Regions from separate parts of the Homo sapiens genome. Here region 2 is linked to region 1. A link is an interaction called in ENCODE POLR2A ChIA-PET data of the cell type or tissue named here. Cell type or tissue: Panc1. All regions are shown on one strand. Each heading gives the region's core, and the rest is flanking DNA. Links, peaks and the distances in the headings are about the cores only.

Region 1 (16,451 bases), core at 4,240-12,239:
ATTTTTACCATCAAAGATTGCATCCCTGCATAGCACAGAGTAGTTTGCCTATTCTTGACCTTTATCTAAATGAAATAATGAAGTGCATACTTCTTTGTGTCTGGTTTCTTTTGCATATTTTGTCTGTGAGATTTCATGAAGCTTTTAACACAGCAATTGTTGCCCTTTCCAGAGCTGCCACGCCCTCTCATTGTTTAGATCCATAGCAACCCCTCAGAAAAGCATAGATTCTCCTTTAAAATTACAGCAAGTTAAAATTAATTTGATTAATGAGGATTTCACTGTGCTCCTTGAGCCAGGTGTTATTCCCTGGGATGCTGCCGAGTCAGGATTGGGACTTGCTGCTCCAGGGCTCTAGCTGTGTCTTCTCTGTTCCAGGATGAGCTTGAGGTGATGGTTAGGAGGCCCTTCAGGAAGAGGCTGCTCATTGAAGGGAATGCTCGAAGGCATGAGCTTTCAGGAGCCTCGAAACCCAATATTCAACCAGTGTGTGACATTGGATCAGGTCCAAGATGACCCAGGGCTATTTCAAGGTCTCACATGTCTGTCTTTATGCTTTTTTCATTGAAGTTTTCTGATCCATCACGTAAGAAACAGCTATCTGGCCGGGTGCGGTGGCTCACACCTGTAATCCCGGCACTTTGGGAGGCCAAGGCAGGTGGATCACTTGGGGTCAGGAGTTCAAGACTGGCCTGATCAACATGATGAAACCCCATCTCTGCTAAAAATACAAAAATCAGCCAGGCATGGTGGCGAACACATGTAGCCCCAGCTACTTGGGAGGCTGCAGCAGGAGAATTGCTTGAACCCAGGAGGTGGAGGTTGCAGACAGCCAAGATTGCACCACTGCACTCCAGCCTGGGTGACAGAGCAAGACTCCATCTCAAAAAAAAAAAAAAAAGGAAAAAAAGAAAGAAAAAGAAACAGCTATGCATAAAGGAGAGTTCTGGGAAGTGTCGAAGAGATGAGACATCTAAGTTGCAGTTATTGACCAGTCTTTTCCCCTAGAATCTTGCTCCCCACAGAGGTTAAGGGCATGGTCTTTTAAGTCAGACCAACCTGAATTCTGGTCCTGCCTCTGCCACTCATTAGCTGTGTGACTATAAGTTCATCCTCATCTTAGAATGGAGATTATAATAATAGTACATACCTCATGGGGCTATTTTGATGATTAATTAAGAAATGCTCGTAAAGTGCTTAGCATCTGCCTAATAATTCTAGCTAACAGTGAATGCTTCCAATGTATCAGCTACTGGAATCCTATATAATTGATTCTATTGTTATCCTGAATTTCAGACGAGGAAACTGAGGCTCAGAGAGGTTAAGAAACTTACCCAGGATCCCATGGCTAATATGTGGTGTGGAGGCATTTTAACACTCTTAACCACTGTGTTGTATATCTATTTTTATCATCATTTGAAGTCAAGGCTCTGATATTCTTGATATGTTTCTCCCATTATCTGTTTCAAACCTCTTACATGGCTTCTAGCACAGCCAGAGTCTTATCAGCTGCTGGTCCAGGATCAGCCTGATGAAACAATTAGAAATGAGGCCCCGGCAGTGACTCATGCCTATAATCCTAGCACTTTGGGAGGCCAGGCGGGAGGATAGCTTGAGGCCAGGAGTTTGAGACCAGCCTGGGCAACAAAGTGAGACCCAATCTCAAAAAAAAAAAAAAAAAAAAAGACTAGTCCCCATCTCCTTGTTATATGATCCTCTTTTGGGGTTGTCTCTCACAATGGAAGCTAATGGCCACAACAGTAGCCATGTTGAATGCACCCAGAGGGTCTTTGCTGTCACTTTACAAAGCACTAGCTTACTAGCTTACCCTGAAGCCTTGAATCACACTGAGCTGGGATTCTGCAGCACTGAGTCATCAAAATGTTTCAAGGGTTAAAAAATGGTCATAAGAGGATGGCATAAAGGAACTGTGGGGAGGAGGTAGTAGTTTCATAGCAGCACACTGGTGACTTTAACTTTGAGCCAGATATACAAGTTGCTAGATTTCCCTGCCCATATGTGGTAAGAGGAGAAGCAATGTACAGAAAGGATGAGCTAGACAGAATGCTTTTCTTCTATTGATGACAAAAACATAGTGCCCCGGAATAGACTACTGAGGGGCTATTGGGAGCAGACTGCTTTCTTGGGCAGTAGCATTAGTAGCTTAAGACGGGGGTGGACCCCAGCCTTCGTTTCTCATGATTTTGTGATAAGGATGTTATCTCTTTATTCTCAGATTTCTAGAAATCTTCTACAGTGTGGTGGGCAAAATCGTGCCTCCTCTCCATAGATGTCCACATCCTAATCCCTGTTACCTATATATATAGATGGGCCCAGTGTAATCACGGAAGTTCTTATAAGAGAATGAGAGAAGCAGGAGAGTCAGTTTCATAGTGATGTAATGTGAGAAAGACTCAACCAGCTATTGCTGGCTTTGAAGATGAAGGAAGGGGACCAGGAGTCAAGGAATGTGGGAGCTTTTAGAAGCCAGAAAAGGCATAGAAACAGATTGTCCTCTAGTGCTTGTAGAAAGGAATACAGACCTTCTGACATCTTGATTTTAGCCTAGTAAGATTCATGTCAGACTTCTGACCTACAGAGCTGATAAGATAATAAATGTGTGTTGTTTTAAGCCACTAATTTGTAGTAACTAGTTATATAAACCACAAAAAGCTAATATGCATAATTTAACCCATATACCAAGAATATGATTTGGAAAATCAAATTGTCTGAAGGGAGAAGTTTTTATATTCTCTCCTAGCTGTGGCTTCTGTATCCCAAGTACATGAAACCTGTCAGCCCACATGCATGTGCTGGTGTGGCATCAATGGTGGTAACAGTTAATAAATACCTCTATCTCGTAAGGCATCTTTAAGCTGATGCACCCTCTAGTGAACCTGGGACTGACAAGGGGAGATGAATGGGGGTGGCTATTCTTCACGCTATTGCCACCCGTGAGCATTTGCACCCAGGGAAGCTTCAGAGGAGGAACGTGCCTTTTTAAAGGCAGTCTGGAGAACAGGTGTACTAACTTTCTGTGGTTCTCTGGAGTTACTTATTTACTTGTTTATTTATTTAGAGACAGAGTCTCACTGTATCACCCAGCCTGGAGTGCAGTGCCGCAATCTTGGCTCACTGCAACCTCCACCTCCTGGGTTCAAGCAATTCTCCTGCCTCAGCCTCCCAAGTAGCTGGGATTACAGGCGTGCGTCACCACGCTCATCTAATTTTTGTATTTTTAGTAGCGACGGGGTTTCACCATGTCAGCCAGGCTGGTCTCGAACTCCTGACCTCAAGTAATCCACCTGCCTCGGCCTCCTAAAGTGATGGGATTACAAGTGTGAGCCACCACGCCCGGCCTGGAGTTAATCAGGAGACATCAAACATGACCTGGACTTTGGAGCCTCCTTGTTCCTTTCCAGCTCCATCCCCTTCATAGAGAAGTGAGTTTCTCCTTTGCTGACTCACATTTCAAACTGCAAAGTGGAGCTGCAGACTAATTCACAAAAGAGAGAGGTGGAACAAACCAACACTTGGTGCAAATGGTGCACCAAGTCCCAGAATGAAAAAGTGACATCATAAAATATTCTAAGTGTGCCTGTCTTATTATAGACTAATGTAAAGACAGACGATTCCAAACTGCTGACTGGAAAAATATAAATCTAGCTATATTTTCCGATAAATTGTATATTTAGCATTTTAAGATGAAAACAAAACTTTCAACAAGTACAAAGAAAATCAAGTTTTGAAAAATTCATGGTTTCCAAAGCAAATTTGTGAGGCCATTTCAGGGAGCAATAGGCTCAGCATAGATGTTTCTTTCACAGCCCAGTTTAGTTGCCTAGGACCCAGGTTCAGAAGCAGTTGATATTCTGTTTTTGGCCAGGAAGGGATGGCCGAGAACATTCCCAAGAGCAGTGAAGGGCCTGTGTTTGGCACCAGACTATTAGACAGGTGGTTCCTTAGCCTTCTGATTCTGGGCTGGTCAGTCAGTCATGGTCTCCAGTCACTTTGGACTGGGGGTCACCTCTCCCTCACCTTCTACAGGAGTAATAGGTGCTTCTAGCAACTCTTGGGTAGGGTAGAGTTGGGATGATGTGGGTTGTGAAACCAGGCTGATAGAGCCAATTTACTTACACTGGACTGCATGGACCCTACAGGTCCGGAGTGAGAGGTCACTTGCTGGACGGAAATCCATAATATTGTTCAATTGAAACAAGGGCTACTGCAGCAACTTCTCCCCCAGAGCAACTACCACCACCACCCTTGTCTCTTTTACCCACTTCAGAGAGACAGACAGAAGCTTTCCAAAAGAGGACAGAGTAGCCAGGGATGCTAAATGAGTGGGAGGTAGTCATAGTCTCACCTGAGATCCTCCTCTGTTGTTTGTGAGTATTGATAAGGCTTGAATTCAGTTCCACATTGACCTGAACATGCCCCAGTCTGTAGAAACCACAGTTCTGAAGTCCTGAGGGATCCTCTTCTACAGGTAAGCAAGGCTTCCACACATAAAGAAGAGAATACACCTTTTCCCACCCCAGGAAGCCTTGGACTGCACTGCTTACCCTCCTCGCAGAAGAAAGGAGAGGGCTTCTTTTGGTGGTGGCCTTTTTATTTTTCTAGCAACAGCACAGGACATAGCCTTTCTCTTAATGTCAGGTCACGGTCTTCCTCCTTCTCACACCAGTGCTGGTGGTTTTTGGGGCCCTGGAATCACAGTGTGGCCAGGGCCTTCTATCTATGGACCATCCACTGAGCTCCCAGTTGCTCACGTTGATCTTGCCACAATTTTTCTTTCTACAGTTTGTTGTCATGTGTCTAGAGAGCAATTTTTCCATCTTTGTAAATGTCAGACTGTTGCTGCTTCCTCTTTTTGTTTTTAGCTATTTGGTTGCTCCAGAAACTCCAGCTGGGGGTTGGCAGAAGAAATAAAACAAGGAAGCCAGAGCCATGAGCAGCTCTGAATAAATAGCGGCTGAAGTGGCAAGGACAATGAAAATAACAGATAATCCCCAACTCTCTTTTGATGATACAATTGGAGTTCTCCTCTGGTAGATAATTCATCAGAGCTGTTCATGGCTATGCTCGAGCCGCAAGGCGGGGCTGGGAGCCAGCGGCAGCGTGGATGCTGGGAGCTTCAGGGTCAGGTTCCAGCAGGGCCTCTGAGGACTGCTGCAGACACAGCTGAGGCAGCCCGGCTCCAGGCTCGCTGGAGGGGCTGTGTCTGGGGAGATGCTTCTCTATAAAAAGCTTAGAGGTCAGTGTGGAGCTTCCTATTCTTTCCTCTGGCCGTGCTTAGATTTAGAACAATACTAGTGTGGAAAGTGCAGCTGCTCTAAAGCCAGTAGTGTTGACGTGGTTGGGAGCCTAGACCCCTAACCCCACAGTCTGGGCTCAAGCCTTGCTTAATCACCACTTGACTTTGGCTCTGTGACCTCTGGTTTCCTCACCTGTAAAATGAGGATTTTACGGGGTTGCTGTCCGGGGGTAGATGAGGCAACATATGCCAAGTGCTTAGCAAATGATAAGTGTTCAGTCAGTGGTACCTTTCTTCTTAGTATTATTTGTCATTGTCACCACCATCATCTCAGCCCAGTGCAGGTGAGCTGGGAAGGTAGGCCTCATATAGTCCTGAACACGCTCCCCCACAGGGGGCCTCTCAGAGCCTCTGAGCTCCTCACAAAGCCAAGGCACGCTCTTTCTGGAGTTTGGTAGCATTTAATAGGAAGGTATTGCCTAGGTGGTTGCTTCCTCTTGAGTGTCGCCATTGGAGCAGGATCCCCAGAGACTCATTGCAATTAACTGCTTCTGGTGGTTGAAGCAGTTTTGAGAGCAGTGCGTGCCCACAGAGGCGGATTTCAACACGCTGAGTCATACTGCAGGGTCTGCCGGCAGAGCTGGTCACAAGGCAGGAGGCAGGCAGCATTCGGGAAGATGGATAGACATGGGGTGAGGTAGATTTTTTAAGGACATTTCAGTGAATATCTGTTCAATGTGTCTGGATAAAGGAAGGGTGGACATTAACGTTTTTTCAACACTTACTCTGTACATGGCCCCTACAGTTGGGCTTCGATTTCGTTGAATTTCCTCCAAACTAGCCAGTGGAGACCCCTCCTCCTAAACAGCCCCAAACACCCTCCTGAGTGGGTCCTTAGGAGAGGTCTGTGACTCCCAGCAGAGGGTGGGAGGTGCTGTGGAAGGCAAAGCCACTTTCGTGGGCCTGGATTGGGGAACAATCCTCCCTCTGCTCCCACAAACACTAGCTAGGTGGATTTATGCGAACAGGAGTGAGGAACATTTATTTCTGTCTGAGGTTGAGTAAGGTGTCACAAAAGGCAGTGACTTTATTTATTATCTCACTATGGGATGAGAATCTGCTTTCCACAGTTGCTATGGATATTTCGTTGTTTCTGTTGATACCACCATCTATTTGGGCCTAAGATTTGAGGGTGCCTCTGAAAAAGGTTTCTTTGTTATCTCTGTGCTTGCTCTGTTTTTAAAATCTCGGAAGAGTGAGGTTAAAGTGAATTTTTTTTTTTCATGCAAGTATTCCAGTGATCCCTCAAGAATTATTGGAAAATAAAAAGCAACTTTGCAGCTAGCAAATTTCCCAAGGTTAGCAAGCAAGCAAGTAAAAATAAAGACAATTTGTTTTTATTTTGTTTTTATTCTTTTCTTTTTTTCAGACCTTATCCCCCATGCGGAGATACATTATTATTATTATTATTGTTATTTTGAGACACAGTCTTACTCAGTTGCCCCGGCTGGAGTACCGTGGTACGATCTCGGCTCACTGCAACCTCCACCTCCTGGGTTCAAGCAATTCTCCTGCCTCAGCTTCCCAAGTAGCTGGGATTACAGGCATGTGCCACCACGCCCAGCTAATTTTTGTATTTTTAGTAGAGACAGGGTTTTGCCATGTTGACCAGGCTGGTCTTGAACTCCCGATCTCAGGCGACCTGCCTGCCTTGGCCTCCCAAAGTGCTGGGATTATAGGCATGAGCTACCGTGCCTGGCCTGGCGTAGATATATTTTTAATCTGTATTTTTCCTGATTTGAGGTTGGCTTTCTATTTTATTTCTGGAGTAAACACCCTTGACATTTATTTAAAGAATGAGACAGTTTTTTTTAAAGGATCCAAATGGACGTATATGCGCCCTCAGATAGATTGACATTGGTCTGCATTATTGATAAGTAACCAGGAAATGCTGTTTGGGAACATTTGTTTTCTTCATCAGCAAGAATTTTTTGAGCCTTTATTGGCTGTGATATGTCATAGGGTATTCCTGATTGTTCTGTTTGTTTTGATATTATTGTAACCTTGGGCAAATATCTACCATTCTAAGGAAATGGAAGGTGAGAAGGGGTACTCAGGGGCCATTTGGGCTATGCCTCTGCTTCTTTTACAGCTGCTTTCTATTGATGAGAGGCACGAGATTCCAGAATTTTTTTTTTTTTTTTTTTTTGAGACAGGGTCTCCCTCTGTCACCTAGGCTGGAATGCAGTGGCAGAAACTCGGCTCACTGCAACCTCTGCCTCCCAGGCTCAAGCAATCCTCCCACCTCAGCCTCACACGTAGCTGGGACTACAGACATAGGCCACCATACCTGGCTAATTTTTGTATTTTTTGGGTAGAGATGGGGTTTCACCATGTTGCCCAGGCTGGTCTCGAACTCCTGGGCTCAAGCTATCCACCAGTCTCGACTTCCCACAATGCTGGGATTATAGGTGTGAACCACCACGCCCAGCCCTGAGATTCCAGAATTTCTTTTGTTCCTTTCACTATTTATCATCCTTCCCTTATTTTTCTTACCACTTCTGAATATAAATTCAATGTCCACTCTTTTTTGGAAGAGAGAAACAGTTTTCTCCCCAGGGAATAAATAATATCCCTCTACAAGGCTAAGATTGTTTTAGGGTGCTCCCTCAGACTCCTCTTTTCTTGGCTGAGTGATTCCCTTTTTCAAATATTTAGGGCATATTTACTCTCTGCCTGGAGCTCCTGTTTGCCAAAGGGCACTCGGGTCAACATATGCTCTGAGTCACTAGCCATCTGCTCCTTTTTCTTGGACAAACCCCTAACATGGAACATATACAGTAACACCCCCTTGCTCCAGAGCATCAACAAAGTAAACACCCTGCTCCAGTGCTTCCTTTTCTAAAAGGTGTTTTAGCAGAATCAGGGAATTGGGGCATAGCAAGTGAGTATCAGTAACAAATATTTTCAGAGGACAGAAATTCCAGAGATAAATGTCCTTGTCAAAGCTGAGTTACCCTTTTTTCTATTCAAGGCCTACCTAGCTACGTGATACTGTACCTGTTGGTTTTTCTATAGAGTGGAAGGAGTATGAGGTATTTGCTTTTGTAAGCACAGTTAATACCAGAAGTGATCAGCAGAGAAGCAGCTGCATTTGAGTCACCCTGAGCAATTTATTATCAGCATTGACATTTCTTTAACTTTGCATCTATTAATTATTGAAGGGCTCAGGCTGTTCAGTGACTTTGTCCCATGCAGGCATCCACTTGCTGGGTTCTAAAAATTATGGCTGTGCTCTTAAACCTTTAGTGCATTTTTATTTTTAAAGGAATTTAGCACTCTTCTAATATATAACTGTTTTTTTCATTTCAGTATTTCAGGAACTTAAAATTTATCAATCTTTTAACAGCTGTGGCTGAAACGTTTCAAAAGTGTGTGTGTTTAAAGGTTCGATGTATCGATTTAAAACAATCCCACTTCTCATAATTTAGAAATTGTACTTGGAGACGTGTCCAGCTGAGCCTGCTGTCACTTGGAAACGCTGCAGACCTGAAAAAGCTGCTGGCCTTGATCTTCTCTTTGCACAGAGTTTCCTTAGGGATGTGTTTAGCACAGAGCTCCTGGAATTATTCTGTGAGGAATATGGCTGTGAAGAGCTCCTGTAGATTCTTAGTCTTACTATTTTTTGGGATTTTAGTCATAGAAATTGGCCTATGATTAGGCTGGTGCAAAAGTAATTGCGGTTTTTGCCATTAATGTTTTTAATTAAAAGTAAAGGCAAAAACCGCAATTACTTTTGTGCCAACCTAAATATTTATTTCTTTATGGGAATCAAAGTAATAAGAGAGGAGAGGTGGGTAAGGATAGGGGCATGGCCCTGTGGCTTCTTATTTCCAAATCCAGTGTAATCTGCTTTTATTACCCCTCTTCCCCCATCCCTCCACTAGAGCTGCTCTTACTGGTTCTTCTCAAAATTCTGTAAGAAAAACAAACCCTATTCAGTATGGCTAGCAAGGGATTCTGAACCTACTAAACCCTCAGTTCTCAATATTATCATTCACCCTGAGTGGAATTCCAGGCCCATCCCCGATGCTGGAGCCCCTTCACCCTTCTCCCTCTCCTGCCTGGCAAGAGATGAGCACTCAAGTAACTAAATGCTCTCTAGCTTAGAATTTGGGGATTACTACTGAAATGGGCAATTTTTAAAAAAATGCTTAATCACATTTCCCTATAGCTGTCCATATATCTATATACATAAAGAACTGGGCTGGGTGGGTTGGCTCACGCCTGTAATCACAGCACTTTGGGAGGCCGAGGCAGGTGGATCACCTGAAGTCAGGGGTTCGAGACCAGCCTGGCCAACATGGGAAAACCCCATGTCTACTAAAAACACAAAAATTAGCTGGGAATTGTGGCATCGCCTGTAATCCCAGCTAGTTGAGAGGCTGAGGCAGGAGAATCACTTGAACCCAGGAGGCAGAGGTTGCAGTGAGCTGAGATGTGCCACTGCACTCCAGCCTGGGCTATATACAGAGCAAGACTCCATCTCAAAAAAAAAAAGGACCGAATTTAACAGGATGGGAAACGTGTGTTTTAAAGTCCAGTCTCTATGTAGCTAAAGGCATGATGAGGTTGTACAGAATCTAGTGTATATTTATCTATACCACATACAGGCTTTCCAGAGTCATGCAGAACTATTCACAATCTCTGTTTTTGTAATTATAGTTGACCAAGGGTGAGAAATCCTGAGTTGGGATCTCTGTTTGTCTGGGGAGTGGCACAGACATTCCTGATGTTCATAGATACTGGGCCTCTGGATGCCCAGGGCACCCTTTATCTACCCAGAGCCTGACTACCATCTCTGCTCACTTTTGTGTCTGCTTAGCCTGAAGTGCCTGAACTTATTCTATAAATACCAGCCTTGTTGTTCAAATAAGAGCTTCTTTGGATTCCTAGCCACCACAAAACCCCCCCAGATGTACCAGCCAGGCAGTCTCATACTGGCTGTGAGGTTTGTTCTGCCTTCCCCTGTGAGAATGAGCAAGGGCAAGAAAGTAGGGCCTAGAGTAGCCATCACTCACCCTTTCTTTCTTTCCTTTTTTTTTTTTTTTTTTTTGAGGTTCAGTCTTTACATTCAGCAAATTTAAATCCTTACAAGATTTTTTAAAACTTATTTATGAACTGAAAATATTGCTTGCTGATAAAACTTGCTTAAATGCTATCACTGAATGTACAAGTCACTGATTATGCCAATACAAGAAAAATAAGCACATGTTTGATTATTGCAATGTGCCAGACATTCACTGAAAAAAAAAAATACACGCAACTAAACAAAACTCACTCAACAAACATCTGAGAATCTGGGCACTTCATATCAGTGTTTTGAAGTGTTTCATTAATATCTTAAGACAAATGTATCAAAACCTTGGCATGATTTAATTTTGAGTCACCAATTTTGTTTTTATTAACATCAGAAAGTTACAGCTACACTGCCAATGCTGGGTCTGCTTAATTTAAGAGTTTAATATGACTTAACATTAAAAGCTCACACTACTCTAAAATATATGATTTTACACTTACGGTGATATTCAGCATTCAGGTGCTAGTGTTTGTGTACTGTCTTTTGGTTCACTTTCTTTAAACATTCAAAGAATCACTTTTAGGCTTACAAAAATAAATATTTGTTAAAATGTTCAATAAGACGGGGCATGGTGGCTCACGCCTGTAATCCCAACACTTTGGGAGGCCTAGGCCGGTGGATCACCTGGGGTCAGGTGTTCGAGACCAGCCTAGCCAACATGGTGAAACCCCATCTCTACTAAAAATACAAAAATTAGCCGGGCATGGTGGTGCACGCCTGTAATCCCAGCTACTCAGGAGGCTGAGGCAGGAGAATCACTTGAACCCAGGAAGCAGAGGTTGCAGTGAGCCGAGATCACGCCACTGCACTCCAGCCTGGGCAACAACAGCAAAACTCCATTTAAAAAAAAAAGTTTAATAAATATTACATGAAACTTGCAACAAAATGTATCTAGAAATTTGTCATTATCACTTATCCTTTCCTCTCACAACTGTGTGAGGCCCTGGATGAGGGCTTTGGGAGACACAAAGATAACAAACTCAGTCCCAGCTCTCAAGGAGTGTACAGTGTGATGCAATAGAAGATATATGCACAGATGATTATATTATGAGAAAGAAGGAAAAGCTATGGGGGAGGAAGAAGAGGAGGAGGGCAAGAAATTCAGGGTAGGGTGAGCTGTCACCCAAGTGGAATATGTGCGTCTGAGCTGGGACTACAGATGAGGAAGGATTTGAACACAGGAAAATAGGTGAGCTATTTAGAAAATTATGGCTTTGGATCTCTAGCTTATATAACAAACCGAATACCAAATCTCAACAGTATGATATTAAAAAGTACAACCCCCCAAATAGTAGAACATATAATTGAATATGTGCTTTTGAAAAGGTGAAGTATATTTTAAGCATAAGAGAAAAGAAATAAGATACAAAATAAAAGATTGCTTAAAAAATTTATTTTAGAGATGGGGGTCTCCTCCTGTCACCCAGGCTGGCTTGCAGTGGCATGATAATAGCTCACTGTAGCCTCGAACTCCTGGGTGCAAGCGATCCTCTGGCCTCAGCCTCCAGAGTAGTTAGGACTACAGACATGTGCCACTGTACTTGGCTAACTTTTAAATTTTTTGTGGAGTCTGGGGCGGGGTGTCTCTCTATGTTGCCCAGGTTGGTCTTGTATCCCTGGTCACAAGTGTTTCTCCTGCTTCCTTCCCCTCCCAAAGTTCTGGGATTAGGCATGAGCCACCACACTCAGCAGAAAAGATTGCTTTTGACTACAATAAGATTACCTATCATAAACACACTCCACAAAATAAAACAGCAAGGGAGAATGGGGAAATATTTATTACTTAATAATAGATAAAGGGTCAGTAACAATATACAGAGCTTGCGTAAAATAAATTAGAAAAACAATCTCAGCCAGCATGGTGGCTCATGCCTGTAATCCCACAACTTTGGGAAGCTGAAGTGGGCAGATCACTTGAGATCAGGAGTTTGAGACCAGCATGGCCAACATGGCGAAAACCCATCTCTACTAAAAATACAAAAATTAGCCGGGTGTGGTGGCAAATGCCTGTAATCCCAGCTACTCAGGAGGCTGAGGCAGGAGAACTGCTTGAACCTGGGAGGTGGAGGTTGCAGTGAGCCAAGATCGTGCCACTGTACTCCAGCTTGGGTGACAGAGTGAGACTCTGTCTCAAAAAAAAAAAAAAAAAAAACTTCAATAGCAAAAAAAGGGGGGAAGGCAATGAGTAATTCACAAAAAAGAAATATGGAAGGCCTAAAAATGTGAAAAAGTTCACATAAGTAGTAATCAAAGAAATGCTAATGAAAACAATGAGCAGGGCCAGGTGGCTCACGCCTATAATCCCAGCGTTTTGGGAGGACATGGTGAGTGGATTGCTTGAGCTCAGGAGTTTGAGACCAGCCCGGGCAACATGGCAAAACCTCATCTCTACAAAAAATATAAAAATTAGCCTGGCGTAGTGGTATGCTCCTGTGGTCTCAGCTATTTGAGAGGCTGAGGTGGGGAGATCGCTTGAGCCCGAGAGGTTGAGGTTGCAGTGAACCAAGATCGCACCACTGCACTCCAGCCTGGGCGACAGAATGAGACTCTGTTTCAAAAGACATATATAACAAAAAACTAAAACAAAACAATAAACAGATACTACTTCTCATTATTAATCTAGGAAGTTTCTTTTTTTAAAAAAATTATTATTTCCCAATGCTCAGCAAGAAAAATAGGAAGGAATGGATGTCTCTTCATTCAGAGCTGCCCTTAAAAAATAAAAACAAGGCCAGGCACGGTGGCTCACACCTGTAATCCCAGCACTTTGGGAGGCTGAGGCAGGTGGATCACGTGAGGCCATCAGTTTGAGACCAGCTTCGTCAACATGGTGAAATCCTGTCTCTATTAAGAATACAAAAATTAGCCAGATGTGGTGGCATGCGCCTGTAGTCCCAGATACTCGGGAGGCTGAAGCACGAGAATCATGAACCCAGGAGGCGGAGGTTGCAGTGAGCTGAGATCGCAACGCTGCACTCCAGCCTGGGCAACAGAGCAAGACTTGTCTCAAAAATTTAAAAAACAGCCAGGCATGGTGGCTCACGCCTGTAATCCCAGTGCTTTGGGAGGCCGAGGTGGGTGGATCACTTGAGGTCAGGAGTTTGAGACCAGCCTGGCCCACATGGTGAAACCCTGTCTCTACTTAAAAAAAAGCAAAAAAGATTAGCCGTGTGTGGTGGTGCGTGTCTGTAATCTTAGCTGCTGGGGAGGCTGACCCAGGAGAATCGCTTGAACCCAGAAGGTGGAGGTTGCAGTGAGCCCAGCTAGTGCCACTGCACTCCAGACTGGGCAACAGAGCAAGATTCCATCTCAAAATAAATAAGTGAATAAAAAGAACAAAAAACACTTTATTGAGGTACAATTTACATATAAAAAGCTACACATAGGCCAGGTGCGGTGGCTCATTCCTGTAATTGCAGCACTTCGGGAGGCCGAGGTTGGTGGATCACCTGAGGTCAGGAGTTTGAGACCAGCCTGGCCAACATGGTGAAACCCCATCTCTGCTAAATATACAAAAATTAGGCGGGTGTGGTGGTGGGAGCCTGTAATTCTAGCTACTTGGGAGACTGGGGCAGGAGAATCGTTTGAACCCGGGAGGTGGAGGTTGCAGTGAGCCGAGATTGCACCACTGCACTCCACTCTGGGCAACAGAGCGAGACTCCGTTTCAACAACAACAAAAAAGCTACACATTTTTAAAGTATACAACTGTATAGAAGTCTTCTGTGAGACGTAGAAAAAGAGGGAAAAAAATAAAGTACACAGCTCTGTGGGTTTAAGGATAAGTATATACCCATAAAACCATCACTACCATCAAGACCATAAATATATTCATCACCTCCTAAAGTTTTCTCCCAGCCCCTTTATTATTAATATTATTAATTTTTGTGTGTGTATGGGTAAGAACACTCAGTATAAGAGCTACCCTCTTGGACACATTTTAAGTGTACAATACAGTATTGTTAGCTATAGGCACTATGCTATATAATAGGTCTCCAGAACTTATTTATCTTGCATAACTGAAACTTTGTACCCTTTAATCATCATCTCCCCATTTTTCCCTTTCCCAAGTCTCTGGTAACCACAATTCTACTCTCTGCCCTGAGTTCGACTTTTTTAGGTTCCACATGTAAGTGAGATCATACAGTATCTTTCTGTTTCTGGTTTATGTCACTCAGCATAATGTTCTCCAGGTGCATCCTTTTAAAACTCATTGTTTCTTTAAATGTTTTATAAACTTTTAAAAATATACTTCCTTTTTTTTTTTTTTTTCCGGAGTTTTGCCCTTGTTGCTGGAGTGCAATGGTGTGATCTCAGCTCACTGCAACCTCCGCCTCCCGGGTTCAAGTGATTCTCCTGCCTCAGCCTCCCTAGTAGCTGGGATTACAGGCATGTGTCACCATGCCCGGCTTATTTTGTAATTTTAGTAGAGACGGGGTTTCTCCACATTGGTCAGGCTGGTCTCAAACTCCCGACCTCAGGTGATCCGCCCGCCTCAGCCTCCCAAAGTGCTGGGATTACAGGCGTGAGCCACCGCACCCGGCCACGATAGTAACTTCTTAGATTAATAAAGAGATTTGAATTGTCTTTAGAAAAACAATAGAGTTTTGTCTTACAAATTGTTTTTAGAAAATCTATAGAGTTTTGTTTTATAAATCTCTTGGATTCTCCTCTCCTACCTCCTACCCTTCAATACCAGGACCAAAGAGAAGCAGCAGATCCCAAGCACCATGCACTGGCCTATTAGCAGGGACTGGCAGTTGGCCATGTGTCAAGTCCAATCAGCCACCAGATTCTTGTGAGGTCTGCCAACTAAGGACGAATTTCACATCTTAAATGATTAAAAAAAAATCAAAAGAAAAATGACATGTGAAAATTATATAACATTAAAATTTTTAGCGTCCACAAATAAAGTTTTATTGAAACACAGCTATGTCCCTTTGTTTATGTGTAGTTTATGGCTGTTTTGCCGTAAAACAACAGAGTTGAGCCATTTTGGCAGAGACAGCATGGTCCATGGTCCACAAATCCTAAAAGATTTACTATCTGGCCCTTCACAGAAAAGGTTTGCTACCCCCTGGCCTAAAGTAGTAGTTTATATACCATCTTCAAGGGATTTCAGCCTTACAAAAACAAACTAAATTCCATTTAAGTGAACATTTTGATCCCTCCTTCCCTTTCCCCCTTAATCGTCATCTGCTCCAAAGAACTGAAAAATGATTTAGGCATGATTTGGATGGAAAGTTATGAAATAACAATATCTCATCTTTAAGGAATTTGGTGCTCATGATTTTTAAAAATGGACTTGTTAACTTTATGATTCAAAATAAAAGCAGAAGCCTTTTTTTGTCTTAGATTTCAGATGTCACATCTAAAAGTGAAATATCAGTAGAAAACAATAATAAGATTTCACTCTATTTTTCCTTTTCTTTTATATTTGATTTGGAGGTGTGAATATATTTGAACATATATCCTACAGTGTGTGATGATTTTGTGAAATTTGAATGTGCTGATGAAATATACAATCTTTCCAGTCACTTAGCTCTTATGTAGTGAAAAATTCACTTTAACATACAAAATTAATTAATTTGCTTATTGTTTATTCACATGCAGCAGTTCTTCTAATTAATAATTCCTATGCTCCAGGATATCCACAGGGCTGGTTCATACCATCATATGAGGACAGAAATTGGGTTGATCTTTTTCATCTCTGTGTAGCTGGTACTTGCATACCTAGCACATTGCCTGGCACAGACTATGTAGCAGAAATGCATGCTTAATGAATGAAAGTGGTTTGTTGATTGTTCTAAAGATTTCAAAGTTTTAAATTCCATTTGGTTTTGCATATATATAAAAATATACACCAAATCATTTTGGATTCTGAGAAGACTAAGTATACTGTTTTTCAATACTTCAGTTATTGTATTAATAACTTCAATTTTTACAGAAACTTATTAGTATTATAGAATTTCCTGAGAAGCTACCATGAGAAATCTCACTAAAATTATTATTACAATGGATAATGTATTATTTCACTCTTCTGAACAAGTTACAAC
Region 2 (8,000 bases), core at 1-8,000, 130 kb before region 1:
CTTTTTTTTTTAAAAGCACCATTACTGCCCCCTCTCCCTACTCCTCCTGGTTCTTTACTATCCCAAGGTTGATTTCTCATATCTTTCATCAGACTTCTGAATGTTCCTAACACTGTAATCACCCTATTCAGTTCTTTCCTTCATCTTTTACTTTTGGCTGCCTATCTTTGGTAATTGATAACTTTATACATCGTATCTTTTTACAGCAAAAGTTCTTTTTAGCTTTATAAGCCTAGAAGGCAGGGAACTGTCTTTATTAGTTGAATTTATGATACACAAAAAGGGGGACTCATGACTGTTAAATAAAGTCGAACACCTAGTAAAGCAAAAACATTTGTTGAGTGATTAGGAATCATTTAGGAAAGAGATGCTTTGAAACCTGACTTGATTAGAGTTAGATATCACCTCTACTACTGAAAAGGATAGAGGTAACATCTAACTGATTAATTAAAAGTATTTGGTAGGCACTGACTGGCTTAGCACTGTGCTGTAATACAGATAGTGTATTGAAAGATATTGAAATGACTTTTTTTTTTCTTTTTTTTTTTTTTGGAGACAGAGCCTCACTCTTTTGCCCAGGCTGGAGTGCAGTGGCACGGTCTCGGCTCACTGCAACCTCTGCCTCCCAAGGGATTCTCCTGCCACAGCCCCCACCGAGTAGCTGGGATTATAGGCGTGCACCACCATGCCTGGCTAATTTTGTATTTTTAGTAGAGACAGGGTTTCACCATGTTGGCCAGGCTGGTCTTGAACCCCTGACCTAGGTGGTCTACCTGTTTTGGCCTCCCAAAGTGCTGGAATTACAGGCATGAGCCGTTGTGCCTAGCCAATTGAATGACTTCTTTTTCTTGAGACGGAGTTTTGCTTTTGTCAACCAGGCTGGAGTACAATGGCGCAATCTTGGCTCATTGCCACCTCTCCCTCCTGGGTTCAAGCGATTCTCCTGCCCCAGCTTCCCGAGTAGCTGGGATTATAGGCACCCACGACCACACCTGGCTAATTCTTATATTTTTAGCATAGATAAGGTTTCATCATGTTGGCCAGTTTGGTCTCAAACTCCTGACCTCACGTGATCCACCCACCTCGGCCTCCCAAAGTCCTGGGATTACAGGCGTGAGCCACTGCACCCGGCCTGAATGGCTTCTTAATGATAGGACTTTCAAGGTGATTGTGTTTTTCTCCTGATTAAACTGTTTGGGTTAATTTTTTTCATTCATTTTGTTTAAGACAAGAGTGTTTTGCTTTTTTTTCTTTTTGGGTTGGTTTTTTTTTTTTTGAGACAGAGTCTTGCTCTGTCGCCCAGGCTGGAGTGCAGTGGCGTAATCTTGGCTCACCGCACCCACCACCTCCTGGGTTCAAGAGATGTTCCTGCCTTAGTTTCCTGAGTAGCTGGGATTATAGGTGTCTGCCACCATGCCTGGCTAATTTTTGTATTTTTAGTAGAGACAGGGTGTCACCATGTTGGTCAAGCTGGTCTTGAACTCCCAACCTCAGGTGATCCACCCACCTCGGCCTCCCAAAGTGCTGGGATTACAGGCGTGAGCCACCGTGCCCGTCCAGGTTAATTTTTTTCATTCATTTTGTTTAAGACAAGAGTGTTTTGCTTTTTTTTTTCTCCCAAAGTATTTACAGTTAAATATATTATTTGTTTGTTGGTAAAATGGTCAGCTCCATGAAACTTGCTTCTTAAAAATAACTCTTGACCTTTACCAATTAAGTCACTATTTTTCCATCCACCCCTTTAAGTCACTATTTTTGGGCATCTTTTGGCCATCTGAATACCTAAGTGCAAACCACAAAAATTGTAGACAATAAGATTATAATTTAATAATGTAATTGTTATTAAAATGAAGGAATAGTATTTTAGCCCTGGTCATTTTTTGTGTTTTTATTTCTCTGGTATGAAAATCAAATTTTGTTTAGCATACTGCTTTACACGTTATAGGCACTTAATGTTCCTTAAATGAATGGGTTTAAAATTATAAAGAAATTTTCTTTGTTAAACAAGCCACAATACAGTTTATAAAATTCTTTCATCAATTGGAAAACGTACTAGTTTTGGTGAGAAAAAAAGTCATAGACCTTCTAACCTCCTCTAATTGCTATTTTTTTTTGAGATGGAGTTTTGCTCTATTTGCCCAGGCTGGAGTGCAGTGGCGCGATCTCAGCTCACTGCAACCTCCGCCTCCCGGGTTCAAGCGATTCTCCTGTCTCGGCCTCCTGAGTAGCTGGAATTACAGGTGCCACCACCACGCCCGGCTAATTTTGTATTTTTAGTAGAGACAGGGTTTCACCATGTTGGCCAGGCTGGTCTTGAACTCCTGACCTCAGGCGATCCACCTGCCTCAGCTTCCCAAAGTGATGGGATTACAGGCGTGAGCCACTGCACCTGGCCTCTTATTTGCTATTTTAATTTAGAAAATAAAACAATTTAGATTCAAGTTTCTGCTTGAAAGACAAATAAATGATTATAATGTAATCGTTGTGCTACTTCATTGATCATATTTCTGTTTGCTAGGTGTTATATATGGCTTTAATGTGAATGCAGGCAATGTTATCCAACAGTCAGCTGCAAAAAAAGGAGTAAAAATTAAACTTCACAAAATAATTTACCGTCTTGTTGAAGATTTGCAAGAGGAACTGAGCAGCAGATTACCCTGTGCTGTGGAAGAGCACCCAGTAGGTGAGTGATCACTGAATGTTACTTTTAAAAATTAGTATATTAGGTGCTATAAATAGCACTTCAAAGCAAAGCTTAGAGGAAACGTTTTCAATGTTGAAAGATATATCCTGTGTTCTAGAAAAAAATGACTACCATGAGAATCCATTGTAACTTCTTATGTAAACACCTGCCCTGTGTAACACATTGTGCCTGTGCCTTGATGATACAAAAGCAAATAAGGAATTAGGAACTTGCCCTCCAGTTTAAATATGAACAAATAATTATAATACAAATTACACTACTATTGAACGCATAAAGATTATTAACAGTGTCATGGAAAGAGCTGTTGACTTTGTTGTGGGGCTGGCAGAGAAGTCTACCATAAGAAGAAAATTTACATTTAAATATTAAATATTTAAAAATATTGTTTCTAGCATATATCATAGCCAGAGTAAAGACTGAGTATATTTAAAATTGATTAAATCACCTCATCTGTTTTTTTTCCTCCCCACGTAGATTTTGTGTTTTTTTATTAACTTTTAATTTTGATAATAGTTTTAAATTTCCAGAAAAATTGCAAGAGAAAAACCAGGAACTCCTATATATCTTTTACCTAATTCACCAGTTGTTTACATTTTGTCCTATTTGCCTCATTTTTGTCCTGCTCCATGCACACGTGATGTTTTTTCCCTGGACCATTTGAAAATGTTTGAGATATAGTGCCCATTTGCCTCTAAATATGTACATCTGCTAAGCAAAAGGATACTATCTTATAAAACTACAGAACTAATCAAACTCAGGAAATTTAACACTTATTTGTACAATGCTCTTATCTAATACACAGTCCATATTCACATTTTGTCCGTTGTCCCAACAGTATACTTTTTTTCCCCAGTCCAGGATCATGGATTATAATATATCCATGTTGTCATATCTCTCTAGCTCCATTTAATCTGGAACAGTTCTTCAATTTTTGTTTTTGACCTTGACATTTTTGAAGCATATTGGACAGCTATTTTGTAGAATGTACCTTGATTTGGATTTGTCCAGTGTTTCCCCATGATGAGATTTGATTTTGCATTTTTGGTCTACATAACAGATTTATTATTTTAGGTTTTTCTGACCTGCTCAACATGATCGTACAGAGATTTTTATGTTCTTGTGCTAAGAGCAATGTGGAAAACTGAGTCATGAGGGTTTCTAGGATTAAGCAAAGACACCAGTCAGATAACACTAACAAATAACAGTAGTAAAATAGCACCCTAGAAAATTGGTTCATTATAGTGCCTGTTACTTCATTATTGGAATTTGTATTTTTAGTCAGTGAAAAAAAACAGACTCGGCCGGGCATGGTGGCTCATGCCTGTAATCCCAGCACTTTGGGAGGTCGAGGCGGGCGGATCACCTGAGGATGGGAGTTCAAGACCAGTCTGACCAACATGGTGAAACCCCGTCTTTACTAAAAATACAAAATTAGCCAGGCGTGGTGGCGCATTCCTGTAATCCCAGCTACTTGGGAGGCTGAGGCAGGAGAATCGCTTGAACCCAGGAGGCGGAGTTTGCTGGTGAGCCAAGATCGCGCCATTGCACTCCAGCCTGGGCAACAAGAGCGAAACTCCATCTCAAAAAAAAAAAAAAAAAACCAGGCTCAGAATTAGTAGAATTAGTACTTCTAAGTAGATATAAATTACCTGTGGCAAAATGAAAAATAATGAGGTCAGGTGCAGTGGCTCAAGCGTGTCATCCGAGGACTTTGGGAGGCTGAGGTAGGAGCATCGCTTGAGGCCACGAATTCAAGACCAGCCTCCACAACAAGAAAGATAAAAATAAAAAAATTAGTGGGCATGGTGGCACGCACCTGTAGTCTTAGCTATCTAGAAGAACTGCTTGAGCCCAGGAGCTTGAGGGTACAGTGAGCTATGATCATGCCACTGCACTCCAGCCTGGGTGACCCATCTATAAAAATTTTTTTTAAAAAATAACAGAGAAATAAAGTAATGATAGATGATCTACTCTAGAAAATATATTGAAGGAAAGCTTAAAACAAGGTTTTCATGGAGCAGACAAGAATAGGCAAAGATGGCTGGGTGCAGTGGCTCACGCCTGTAATTTCAGCACTTTGAGAGTCTGAGGTGGGTGGATCACTTGAGGTCAGGAGTTTGAGACCAGCCTGGCCAACATGGTGAAACCCCGTCTCTACTAACAATATAAAAATCAGCTGGATGTGGTTGTGGGCGCCTGTAATCCCAGCTACTCGGGAGGCTGAGGCATGAGAATCGCTTAAACCCCGGAGGTGGAGGTTGCAGTGAGCCAAGATCACACCACTGCACTCCAGCCTGGATGACAGAGTGAGACTCTGTCTCAAAAAAAAAAAAAAAAAAAGAAAAAAAGAAAAGGAAAAGAATAGCCAAAGATTTTCATTCATTTTTATTCTTAATATTGGTCAGGAAAATAAAATTGGAGTTAAAGAAACCCAGACTTTTTTCTAGGCATGAATTTGGATTTTTGTCATACCTTTAATTCTTATACCACAGAATGTCAGAAATTACGTATTTATCAGAATCTTTAGTTTTCTGCACATTAATGTTCTCTTCTTCCTAAAGGTGAGGCATCTATACTAGCTACCTTCTCTGTAACAGAAGGGAAGAAAAAAGTTCCTGTGGCTGGCTGCAGAGTCCAAAAGGGACAGTTAGAAAAACAAAAAAAATTTAAACTAACCCGTAATGGACATGTAATTTGGAAGGGTAAGCAACATCAAAATCTCCTATAATAGCATATCCAGTCACCAAGACCTGTTGACTATATAACCATCTGAAATCTGTTCATCTTTCATGCCCATAATCTCAGCTCAGGCCATTTCTTATTGCTATTGAAACCCCTAAATTGTCTGTAGTTGATGGGTTCCCTTTGCCTGAGATGTATGTTGGTTTTACCCATTCAAGTCCTGAGTACCATCCTGTCCTCAGCAAAAAGTTTATGTCTACCTTTGAAATAGGAGATTTAGGTTATTTTGTTACAAATCAAGTCTTATTCACAGCAAACTTCATTTTTGAGGGGGTTCCCCTGGTATTTAGTCCCATCATTTAACTTGACAAGACCATAAAATTTTTAAGAATTTCAGTGTAATTTCCTGGTTAACACCACATAATGTAGTATTTAGTAGGTACTTATCATTTATTGAATATACTAACCTTAAATTATCTTTTTTAAGGCTCATTAACCTCATTGAAACACCATAAAGATGACATTTCAATTGTCAAAACGGGAATGGATTGTGGTCTCAGTTTAGATGAAGACAATATGGAATTTCAAGTGGGAGACAGAATTGTTTGTTATGAAGAAAAGCAAATTCAAGCCAAGACTTCTTGGGATCCAGGATTTTAAAATTACATTAAAAATGTAAATAACTCAACGTGTTGTTTGTTTGAAGGTAGAAATGCACTACTACTGGCCAAAAAGTATCTAAGTTGTTTTACCATGTGTTCATATGCATTTGCACAAACTGTCAAAGTGCTCAGAAATAGGAAACCTTATTTAAGGATGCCTCCAACTAGAAATCCTTGAATGGAAAGACTGGCAATATGGTAAAAGTGAATTGTTATTTATACATCACCGATTTCTTTCAAGTGTATGCTTTAGTTAAGAGGCTTATCAAGTGAACCAGCTTTCCCTGAATTGAGCTCCGAAGGAAGATAGGCTACCCCAGTCCTGCTTGAAACTAAACTGTCTTTTACTGTTAACAGTACAAATAAGTAATCATTCCTTTATAGGGATCCATCCTGAACAAACATTAAATTCCCAAGCGTTGTACAACAGACAGCAAGCATTCCACTGAAACACCCAGAGACTGAGGATGCATTTTGTTTTTTTTGGAAGCAGGGTTTTGTCCAGGCTGAAATGCAATGCATAATTAATTACAACTCCTGGGCTCAAGGGATCCTTTTGTCTCAGACTTCCCAGTAGGCAGGACCATAGGAGTCAGCCTACTTTTTTTTTTTTTTTTTTTTTTTTTACAGAGATGGGGGTCTTGCTATGGTGCCCAGGCTGCTCTTGAACTCCTGGACACTCAAGTGATCCTCCCAAAGCATAGGGATTACAGGCACCCCACAACAAAGAATTACCTGGCCCCAAATGTCTGTTGTGTTGAGGTCAAGAAATGGACAGAAACACAAACTGGCTTATATTTAGACAACTTACATTAAATATAACTTCTGCCAAAGTATAGGTAGTCTAAGAATTGAAAATATCAAGACCTTTACAAGTGGTTGGCACCTGGCAGGTATACAGAACCACTGGGTCACATAATCCCCAGAGGCAACATTCACACAGCGATAGCAGTAGCACTACTAAAAGGAAATGGTGTGACCATCAATTTGGTGCTTAAAAACCATTCTTTTTACTGCAATAAAACCCAACAATAAATGTTAGTTCATGTCTTTTATTAACTCATACAGTTACTTGTCTTCTGGTTTGTTGAAACAGTAAGTCAGACAACATTTGCCACAATAATGTCTGTCAAAGTGACTTGCCATAAACACCCCAGCACCACATTCATCAGAAGGGCACTCTCGACGAAGGCGACTAATTTTGCCATTCTCATCCACCTGAAAAGCACAAACCTGCTGTTAAGATAATTTTACAACACATTCTGAAGTCTAATTTAAGTGACTCAAAATATTTAAGCTTTTAACTGTGTAATACTGGTGGTTTTGGTGCTTACAAACCAAAGCACCCTAAATTCTCACCAGTTATCATTGCTACAATGAAAACATTCAGAAGTCTTGGGACTTTTGAACACTAAAGGCCAGCTTTGCAAGTGGTAGACAAAGGTAAAGACCTGAACCCAAACCCGACTTTAAACTCAGAACCCTATTACATAACTGATTTCAAATACCAAACAGGAAAAACCCCAGAAAGTCTGAATTTCTCATTTCCAGAATACCTCATTTAAACCAAAGTGGGATAATATTGGGTGTTTAAGTCCAAGAAAATATTGACAAGTACTATAAAGATTAAGTTTTCCAAATAAGCCAAGACTTTGCTGACATTCTGCCCTTTAACTGGCTCACCTTATAATATTTCAGGACAGCCAGCTTAACCTTCTTTCTCTTGTGCTTATTCTTCTTGGGAGTGGTGTAAGACTTCTTCTTCCTTTTCTTAGCACCACCACGAAGTCTCAACACAAGATGAAGAGTAGACTCCTGTTAATGGAAGAATGAAGCAAGCTTTCATGATTCCACTAAGAATGGGCACACCCAACATTATGCATTTTCTAATTAAAAGCAGTAGCAGCACACAATAACATTTGAGGGAATCTTGCAGCCCCCAAACCCAATAA

Evidence for each region. ChIA-PET counts read pairs that join two places held together with the same protein. Peaks named below come from ENCODE experiments on the same cell type or tissue, not always from the same donor. Only the 100,000 strongest peaks of a DNase experiment are listed, where the experiment ranks them.
Region 2: POLR2A ChIA-PET joins it to region 1 with 10 read pairs; 4 of 35 experiments call an interaction of 5 or more read pairs at or near these places.

What each region holds. Positions count from the first base shown.
Region 1 is chr2:55,101,326-55,117,776 of GRCh38, reverse strand. It overlaps a transcript of RTN4 not described here. Among named protein-coding and RNA genes, the nearest start is that of RTN4, 59 kb to the right of the region's middle. RefSeq lists an enhancer at 1,410-1,704. In Panc1, for the core only: no CTCF peak of the experiment used is centred there; DNase peaks (open chromatin) are centred at 5,834, 8,076 and 8,307; H3K27ac peaks cover 6,274 bases.
Region 2 is chr2:55,234,694-55,242,693 of GRCh38, reverse strand. RPS27A (ribosomal protein S27a) reads right to left here. Exons shown (of 6, transcript NM_002954.6): 5 at 7,732-7,863; 6 at 6,841-7,266. The coding sequence ends at 7,117. It overlaps MTIF2 (mitochondrial translational initiation factor 2), which reads left to right. Exons shown (of 16, transcript NM_002453.3): 14 at 2,519-2,683; 15 at 5,266-5,406; 16 at 5,874-6,099. The coding sequence ends at 6,046. Among named protein-coding and RNA genes, the nearest start is that of RPS27A, 6.0 kb to the right of the region's middle. In Panc1, for the core only: no CTCF peak of the experiment used is centred there; no DNase peak of the experiment used is centred there; H3K27ac peaks cover 10 bases.